2 separate regions of the Homo sapiens genome follow, and region 2 is linked to region 1. The links are chromatin contacts, found by Hi-C or POLR2A ChIA-PET in ENCODE. All regions are on one chromosome and are shown on one strand. The core of a region is the stretch at or near the end of the contact, and the rest is flanking DNA. Distances in the headings are between cores, read along the strand shown.

Region 1 (4,861 bases), core at 1,025-3,524:
ATAGTTTGTATAAAGAAAATAGTATAGTTTCTACAAAGAAAATGTTTTACCTAAATGATATTTGAGTGAGTTCTACCAAATATTCAAGCAATAGATAATGTCAATCTTATACAAAATTTTTAGAGGATAAAAATTAAAAGAAACACATTCTAATATATTATATGAAGCTGGAATACCATTGACACCAAAACTAGAAAATCCCAGTATAAGAAAATAAAATCATATTTCAACTTAGAGGCACAAATCTTAAAATGAAATAAAATTATCAGTGTATAACCCGTGGAGATTTTAAAAAGATGAGAATCCATGACCGTGTTACGATTATACCAGAAATATAAAGATGGCTTAATCTCAGGCAATCTATTAATATTATATATCATATATAGAGTAAGGGAAAAACTGTTATTAATAGATGCAAAAATAGTTTTTCATAATATCCAATATCTATTCTTGATACTCTCTTGGGAAACCAGGAAGAGAGGAGGTCATTCTTAACCTGATAAATGATGTCTACTAAAAACCTAGAAGTAAATCTTGTACTCTATAAAACACTGGTTCTCTTTAAATCAGGAGCAATACAAGAATTACTATTATGAATTAGTTTATTTAATGTTTTGCTGGAGTTGCTGGCCAATGCAGCAAGATAAGAAAATAACAAAAGTAAAAAGCACTGTAATAAAATGAACAGAGCTATTATTATTTGAAGATAATATGACCTGTCCACATGGTAAACCAACAAAAAATGCTTGCTTTTTACTGTTGAGAAGCTGGGTCATATTCGACAGTCAAGAATTCTGGAATAAGTTGTGTTTCATCAAATCCCTATTTAATTGCATAGTACACTGCAGTGAAAGTATGATTATGAAAGCCATATAATAGCATAAAAACTATTTGTTAAGTCAAAAGAGATTACAAAGATGTATGTACATAGGAAAAAAAAGAGTAGGTGGGAATGTTGCTTAATGCTAAAGGGGGTTAGGTGGCAAGATCATGAATTAATTTTCCATCTATTCTTTATGTCCCATATCTTCTGTGCTGTGGCTATATTGTTTACAACAAAAGTATTTTTAAAATTTGTACTAATGAGAACCTTTGGAATCTTCCTGCAGATTTAGTGATGCTTGTTGATTTGTATCAGAGAGCTGTTGAAGACAATACAGTTTCACCTAACGTTTAACTGCACAATAAGTCAGATGCATTTATTGGGTTGTGACTCATACTTAGAACCTGACATATAATGAATACCAGTAAGACATCATCTTACCTTATTAAACACAATAACTTCCTTATTCACTAAAATAACTAAAAAAGGCACCGCGCCCAAAGTTCACAGAAATATACATCGAGGCATTGTGATAGAGTAAAAGAGAAGAAAAAGGAGTTAAACAAAGTCTGTAGATCCAAATCCTAGTCTTGGTTTTCCCATAGTAGGCTTGGTTTCCTATTTCAAAATGTGAATAGTGAGAAACTGCCCTGTTTATAACATTGATTTGTCATGAGGGCAAAACAAAGAACCCAAAATTAGAGGGCCTAGAAGAGATGGTAGAAGCAGTTTCCATTGGATGTTCGTACCCATCCAGTGGCCTTTGTTTGAGTTCTTCCAGGGATGGGGCAAACACTGTCTCTGCATTGCTGAGTGCTTAATCTATTGTTATGAAGATCTTTTTCACATTGGCCTCCTGGACGTCTATCCCATGGCCTTCGTTCCATCTCTGGGTTAGGGTACCATGGCTCCTAGCATGGTCTGGTGGCTACCAGGTGTACAGATATCAATCCTCTTAGTCTAAGGGCCTGTGGGAGAGCCTAGCTGGTCTTCTTCGGCCATGAACAGCCTTTGTTATTGTTTTCTCTGCATGCCATGACAAGAGCGTGTCTGAGGGCATTCTCCAGTGATGACCTCCTTTGTATCAGAAGGTACACTTCCACCAGGGCAACTACAGCCTCCTACCACACATCATTCACTGTGGACGTCTTAGTCAGTCAAGACTCTGGCATTTGTTTGGTTTTGTTTTCCACCAGTGCTTTGCTTTTTCATATGCCCTGTCCTGTACTTAACAATATGAGGTTAGGGAACTAAGAATGGGATTTTAGATTTGTCTGTGTTAAGTCTCACTATGTTAGATTTGGCCTATGGTTCTATCTTAATGGCGTCTTTTGGGACCCTGATTTGCTCTCTCAGTGAATTCACAGTTCATTTTAACTCCAGGACTCCCAGAATGTGGTAAGCTTGCCTGCTCTGCCCTTCTGCTGTAGAAACCTGTTCTGCACCTCCCAGCTCCCTCCCCAACCCCTGGCTTGGCCTCGAGGCATTCTCCTTTCCTGCATTCAAGGCCTCCAGGAATATTACCACACACCATCTGCACATCGTCGGGTTCTTTTGGCCAATGCCAATTTGATAAATTTTTTTGGCTTCAGTGTCCAGTTCTGCTTTCTAAACTTGTATTTGCTTCCTTTGGAAAATGTATTCCTTCTTTCTACCCTCCCTCCTTTCCTGCATTCCTCTGCTCTGTACTCTCCACAATTGAAGAGTGCCATGACCATGTCCATGCCCAGCCTGGCTGCCTCTTTTCTGGGAGGAGAGGTCAGCTCCACACCTGAGAGCCAGGATGGAACCAAATACCTGGAACTGAGCCTGAGGCTTTCCAGTAGAGCATACTCTTCTAATTGACTCATTTACCATTGAGTATGGGTGTTTATACATGTATCCAACTCTACTAACCATATTCTTTGTTTTGCTCACAAGACAGATGTTTGCAGATACTTACATGAAATTCTGATTCACTAAGTTCACAGCATTTAACTGTGGTAATCTCACCATCTAACAACCTCATCAAACAAAAGATTGCATGAGCTTCACCAGACCTGGCCTGTTTTTAGTCATTTCATGCTTTCTCTTGGTGATCGTGGCTTCCTTAAGTGCTGAAAGACTATCCCTGTAATCATTCATCTAGAATCTTTCCCATTCCTTCATCTGTGCTTGCAAAATCCCTTAAACTCAGTAATGGGTGTGGAAGCTGTCTGTCTGGAGGTATGAAGAATTAAGGGATGGCATTCTCCCCGGAGGTTTGATAGAAAGCTGGACACAGTGCGGTCTGGAAGAGTCATGGGGATGATACGAATTGTTCATGTATCATTGCCTGGAATAGGAGTATGATAAGCAGCCAGGCACTCAAGTCAGATCCTTAGGGCCTGACCACAAAGGTTACCAGTGGCCATCGGGGATGGCATGGTTAATTCTCTAGTGTAAAGAGACAAAGGTTAAACTAACAGAATGTGTCACACTGGAAAGCATTTTGGAGATCAGGTCAATTAGCACTCCCTGTGTTACTGTCCACACAAGTCACCCAGAAAGCTTAGTCAAATATAGATTTGAATTCAGTGGTTCTGGGGTGGGCCCTAATGTTCTGCATTTCCATCGTGCTCCTTGGTGATGCTCTTGGCTTATGGGCCACACTTTGTGTCCCAAGAGTTTAGACTATACTGTTTTGTTTTGTTTTTTCAGATGTAGAAACTGAGATCCAGTGAGATGAAGTGATTTTCCCAAAGATACATAGATGAAGTTGAAGCTTAGCTCTTTAACCCAGGTCTGCTGGCGTCCAGGTTGGTGTCTCTCTAATTATAGAATTGCTGGACTTAGGAAAGCAGAAGTCTCCTGCCCTCTCTTAATGACCCATAGCATGTTGAGGGGGAGCCAAGGTTAGATTCTAGGGTTGCACATACTTGCACAAACATGCACACACATACACACATGCTCATGCACACACATGCACACACATACTGTACGTGCTTCTTCCTATTCTCCTTTTTCAATTGGGAGGTATAAGAAACACATGGATTACAGCCACATTAAAGATATTCATAAATGCAAATCAATTCTGAATGTGTAAACTTTTCCATAAGAATATTCTGGGAAAATACTTGAGTTATTTCTGACCTTTTATGTATAAACACAGACATTCTGGAGTTTGTCAAAGACCATGTTACTGATAAAATTGTGTTAGAATGACGTCTTCTGATAGTTTAAATGTTAAAAGCTCTGGGCTCGGCTCAGGGAATTCTATACTTTAGCATTCATAAAGGACCCTAGAGTTTGAGAGATTATCCATTAACTTCTGATATTGAATTTTTGTTGCCAACTATGACTATTTGTTTTCCCTGAACTCTGTAGGGGAACAACACAGCTGACAAAACCCAGGCAAAAGCGTGTGTGTGGGTGCGTGTGGGTGCATGTGTGTGGCGTGTGTGTTCACACAGGTTAACTAAACAGTGCAGATTCCTCCAATTTTTCTCCTTTTTGAGAAGTAGGAAGGAGCAAGAGAGAAGAAATCATCTGGAGTGGAAAAGAGGGCTGGAAAAGTCCTTGAACTAATAATCTGCCAATTAATCCAGCTGCTTGGAAATAGCCTGGAATTGGAAGGTCTTTTGGGTGCTCTCTGGAAAGGGTACCAGGAAGTATGAGACAATGGCTGCTAGGAACTTGCACTGTTCCTGAGTAGATAAGACCTGTTGTCAAGTAAATTGCGGTGGATCCCTGGTAACACTTGAAGAGCAATGCAAGCCTGGGCTCCACCTGGGCTCTACCCCTGCCTGACTAAGGGAGCTTGGGGAAAGTATTTACATAATCTCAATCAGTTTTCTCACCTGTAAAATGGGCCTAAAGAATTTAAATTTCCATGCAAGTCAAAACCATAATGAGATATCATCTCACACCAGTCAAAATGGCTATTACTAAAAAGTCAAAAAATAAGAGATGCCAACAAGGTTGCAGTGAAAAGGGAATGCTTATATTCTGCTTGTGGGAATGTAAATTAGTTCAGCCACTATGAAAAGCAGTTTGGTGATTGCTCAAAGAACTTAAAAC
Region 2 (4,861 bases), core at 1,759-4,258, 260 kb after region 1:
ATATATAATATATCTTATACATAATATATATAAATATATTATATATAATATATATTATATATAATATTATATATAATATATATTATATATATAAAATTTATATATAATATTATATATAATATTATATATTTTATATACAATATGATATATAATATAATTTATATATTATATATATTTATATATAATTATTATATAAATTATATAAATATAAATTATATATTTATATATAATTATTATATAAATCATTATATAATTATTATAATTATAATATATAATATAATATAATATTATATATAATATATAGTATTCTATATAAATAATATAACATATATTTTATATAGAATATTATATATAATATAATATATATTTTATATAGAATATTATATATAATATAATATATATTTTATATAGAATATTTTATATATATAATATTATATATATGTATTTGAGACAGAGTCTCCTATGAACATACTTGTGGACTTATGATTTTATTTTGACACTTAAGAGTGGTCATAGGGTAGGTGCATATTTAACTTTCAGAGAAACTTATACATTGTTTCGCAAACTAATTGTACTACTTTACATTCCCACCAGTTGTGTATGAGAGCTCTGCTGCTTCATTGCCTCACCAATAATTGGTGTTGTCAAGTTTCTTTATATTTTAACAATTTTCACAGGTGTTAGATGAAGATCACCATGGTCTTAACTTGAAGTTCCCCGACTCATGATGATGAGCCCTTTTCATGTTTTCATTGGCCATTCGTATATATTTTTTAGTGAAGGCAAAATATTTTGCCTTATTTAAATTGTATTTCTTTTTATATTGTTGATGTGTAGGAATTATTTATGTATTGTGGATGCAAGTTCTTTGCCAGATAGATGTAAAGTGAGAATATTTCCAGGGTTATCTATTCATTTTTAAGTGATGTCTTTGTTTAGTAGACATTTTTAATTTTGGTGATGTCCAATTAATCAATGTGTCCCAAATGGCTATTTTTTTTTGTGTCCTAGCTAAGAATTTTTTTTTTTTGCCTGTCCAAGAGCATGATTTATTTATTTATTTTTTGCCTGTTCAAGGGTCTTCTCTGTATTTTTATGAAATATTTACGGTTCTAGCTTTTATGTTTAGGTCCATGGTCTATTGTGAATTGATACTTGTATATAGAACAAGGCAAGGACAAAGTTCTTTTTTCTGCTGCTGCTTCTTCTGTAGAGGTACCCAGCTGTTCCAGCAATGTTTGTGAAAGACTGTTTTTTCCCCACTGAATTGACATGGTGCTTTGTTAAAAAAATCAATTGACTAGATATGTGTGGATCTATTAGTCTACTTTCTATTTTGTATGTTTGTATGTTTCTGTGAATATCACATTGCCATAATTACTATTGCCTTATTATAAATCCTCAAGTCAGTATAAGTCTCTCAACTTTGTTCATCTTTGTCAAGATTGCCCAGACAGGCCGGGCAGGTGGCTCACCCCTGTAATTTCAACACTTTGGGAGGCTGAAATGGGTGGATCACCTGAGGTCGAGAGTTCAAAACCAGCCTGACCAACACGGAGAAACCCTGTCTCTACTAAAAATACAAAAGTAGCCAGGCGTGATAGTGCATGCCTGTAATCCCAGCTACTCGGGCGGCTGAGGCAGGAGAATCGCTTGAACCCGGGAGGCGGAGGTTGCAGTGAGCCGAGATCGCGTCATTGCACTCACTCCAGCCTGGGCAAGAAGAGCAAAACTCCGTCTCTGTCCGGACAATCCTAGATTATTTGCATTTTCATATGAATTTTAGAAACAGCTTCTTAATTTCTTTGAAAAATTTTCCTGGGATTTGGATTGAATTGTATTAAATATATAGATTCTGTAATATATAGAGTCTAAAAATATACAGTGTGGAGAATAGATGTCTTAAGTCTTCCAATCCGTAAACGTGGTATATCCCTTTATTACTTAGATGTTTCATCTCTGTTAGCAATATTTTGTAGTTTTCACAGGAGATATCTCATATATTATCCAATGAATTTATACTTTGGTATTTTGATTTTTAAATGCTATGGTAAATGGCATTTTTAACAAACTTCACTTTTCAAGTTTCCATCTCTAATATATAGAATTGCTATTGATTTTTATATTCCATGATCTTGATAAACTTAATATTTCCAGTAGTTTTTTTTTTTGTAGATTTCAAAAGTTGGTCTACATATAATTATGCTCTCTGTTAAAACCAGTAGTTTTAATTCTTTCTTCTCAATCTTTATGCTTTCTAATTTTATTTTTATTTCTTCACTTGTTGCAAAGCAGTTGTCCCAGGTGGGAGCCAAAATCCTTATCTCATTACTAATCTTAGGAAAAAGTAAAATGTTTCACTATTATGAGGTCACCTGTAGGTTTCTTATAGATGTTCTTTATCAGATTAAGAAAGATCATTTCTACTCTCGGTTTTCTGATCGTTATTAATTCAGAAAGGGTGTTGAATTTTGCCAGATGCTTTTATTTGCATTTATTGAGATAATTACATATTTTTATTTATTATGTGGTGAATTATCTAAATTGGGTAAAAAGAATTAAAATCATTGTCCAATTGAACATTTTGCCTGTCGGCTATGGGTTTCCCTTTTCCTTTGGTTAAATAACAGTTCTGCCACAAAATAAAAATCTAGAAACACACATTCCCCTTTGGCCTCCTTAAAAAAAATTAAAACTTCAACAATTGCACCCCTCTCTATTACTTCCCTATAGTGAACTCCCATCCTTCTGGGAAAGCAAAAAGCCTGGGGCGCATTTGTGTACTTGAGACGCGGAGCCCCTCTCACCTTCGGCATCCCCCGGGGACCCCTCTTCCACCCTCAGCCCTCCCCTCCTCTTCCTCTGAAGAGCCGGGCGGCCGCTGCGGCCAGCGGTCCTCCCTCCTGGCATCCTCTGCTGTGAACCGCGGCCTGCAGGGTGCTTGCGAGCGGCCCGGGCGCGCCCCCTTCCGGCCCCGCAGGTCACCCGGCTACAGCCCGGGTTTTCCCGGGACCCGCGCCGCGCGGCTGGGCAGGAAGCGCCAGACGCCTGGGGCCCACGCCGTCCGCGGGAAAAGGGCAAGGCGCTGGGTTTTCCAGCAGCAACCTTTGGACCCCGCGATCCAGTAGCTCCGGTAACTCCACGCGGGGCGTCTGGGTGGAGGAGCCGGTCCTGGAGCACGGCTGCGAGGAGCACCCGGACCGGAGGGTCCCCAGACCGGGACCTCCGAGTCAGGGAGGATTCTACGCCAGGGAGCGCCCCAGACTGAGAGCGCCCCAGACCGCTACACTCCCGGACCCGGAGCTTCGCCCGACCGCGGGCAGTGCCCACCTGCAGCCTCCACCGGCCGGGGTTAGCAGCCAGGAGCTGCCAGACGCCTGACATTCTTCTTTCTGTTCCTACTTTTTTTCCTTCTTCTTCTTTTTTTTTTTTTTTGTAGCCCTCTCTGGGTGCCTTATCTCTTTAATCACACCTCTCTTTCACTTTCCACGGTAGTCAGGAGGCGGAGATCGCTGCTTCTCACCTACTTTCTGAACTTGGCCTCCGCAGTCGCGACCTGGCGTGAAGGAGGAGCTGCCGCCCCCGCCCCAGCCTCGGGGACGCCTCTCTGAAGGTAAGGGTGGGCTCCGCTGCCACCCGCATCCCCTCCCCACCCCCCAGAGGAAGGGAAGACCACCATCCGGGGAGGGATTCTCAAAACAAGATCAATTAAGAGAGAGAGAGAGATAGTGTGTGTGTGAATACGTGTGAATAATTGATGAGACAGCATCCTGTCTTTCTCTGAAAGTATAGTTTTAGAAATTAAGACATCCCCAATTATTTTCTGGAGAGGTGAGAACGACTGAAATAAATGATAACAATAGTTGTCATTTTTTAAGTGCTTACTGTGTGCCTGACACTGTAGAAAATTTTTAGATATCTTATTTTCACTTAATCCTCCTAAGGGCCACATGAAATAGGAACTATTATTATGCTTTAATAAAAGGGAGGAGGAATTCCGTCATTTACCCAAGAGTATCCAGCTACTAAGTAGTAGATCCCAGATCCACACCTACAGTTTTTCTGATTCCAGAGCCTTTGTCTTTTTTCTGCCCAGCCTTGGGAAGTTAAAATGCCCAGCACCTTGCATCGCAGTTATCAGACAAATTAATGAGGTGTCAATTGCAGCCAGATACAGAGATCCAAGATTATTGTATTCATTTCACTGACTTCCCTTGCTTCATTCTCAAGACCCTTTGCAAATACTGATTTTGTGTCATACACAGTGCTGCTATTGGGAGCACACCTCTCAACCTCAGGGCCTTGGATGGGCTAGGAGGGGTAAATTTGGGGAATTGGGTTTGTGCAGGTTCTGGGGACAGTGTTTTCCCTCTCCCTGCACAAATATACATCCAAAGGCTGAGAACTAAGGCTAAGGCCTAGGAATGTGGATTGAAAAGGCAGGGTCTAAATCCCAGCACTTGGGAGGCTGAGGTGGGCGGATCATGAGGTCAGGAGATCGAGACCATCCTGGCTAACATGGTGAAACCCCGTCTCTACTAAAAATACAGAAAATTAGCCAGGCATGGTGGCATGCATCTGTAATCCCAGCTACTCGGGAGGCTGAGGCAGGAGAATCCCTTGAACCTGGGAGGCAGAGGTTGCAGTGAGCAGAGATTGTGCCACTGCACTCCAGCCTGGGCGACAGAGTGAGACTCTATCTCAAAAAAAAAAAAGAAAAAAAAGAAAAGGCAGGGTCCCTGCCTTCAGGGACCTCACCAGAGAGTGGGAGCTAGTCCAGGAGTGATGGAAACACCTGCAGAGTGATGGAGACGGGCTTGGACATAGGCATGTGCCATTTGGGGCTGTTGCAGTTGGAGAG

Evidence for each region. A loop is a pair of places that touch in the nucleus more often than their neighbours do. ChIA-PET counts read pairs that join two places held with the same protein, here RNA polymerase II (POLR2A). Pooled maps may share reads with other maps.
Region 2: a loop to region 1 is called in a map with no recorded cell type, with 4 times the contacts of the local background. The contact joins the promoter of IL18R1 here to the enhancer-like site in region 1. A Hi-C loop is called at or near these places in 1 of 168 maps with a recorded cell type or tissue (GM12878), 3 of 37 single-sample maps with no recorded cell type and 12 of 50 pooled maps. POLR2A ChIA-PET finds 5 or more read pairs at or near these places in 1 of 52 experiments (activated CD4-positive, alpha-beta T cell).

What each region holds. Positions count from the first base shown.
Region 1 is chr2:102,097,762-102,102,622 of GRCh38, forward strand. It overlaps a transcript of IL1R1 not described here. Among named protein-coding and RNA genes, the nearest start is that of IL1R1, 43 kb to the right of the region's middle. Within about 2 kb of position 2,275, at least 5 of the 41 ENCODE cell types and tissues checked have a DNase peak (open chromatin) inside an H3K27ac peak, as active enhancers do.
Region 2 is chr2:102,352,788-102,357,648 of GRCh38, forward strand. It overlaps IL18R1 (interleukin 18 receptor 1), which reads left to right and starts at 3,009. Exons shown (of 11, transcript NM_003855.5): 1 at 3,009-3,613. RefSeq lists an enhancer at 2,778-3,279 and silencers at 2,874-2,983, 3,004-3,063.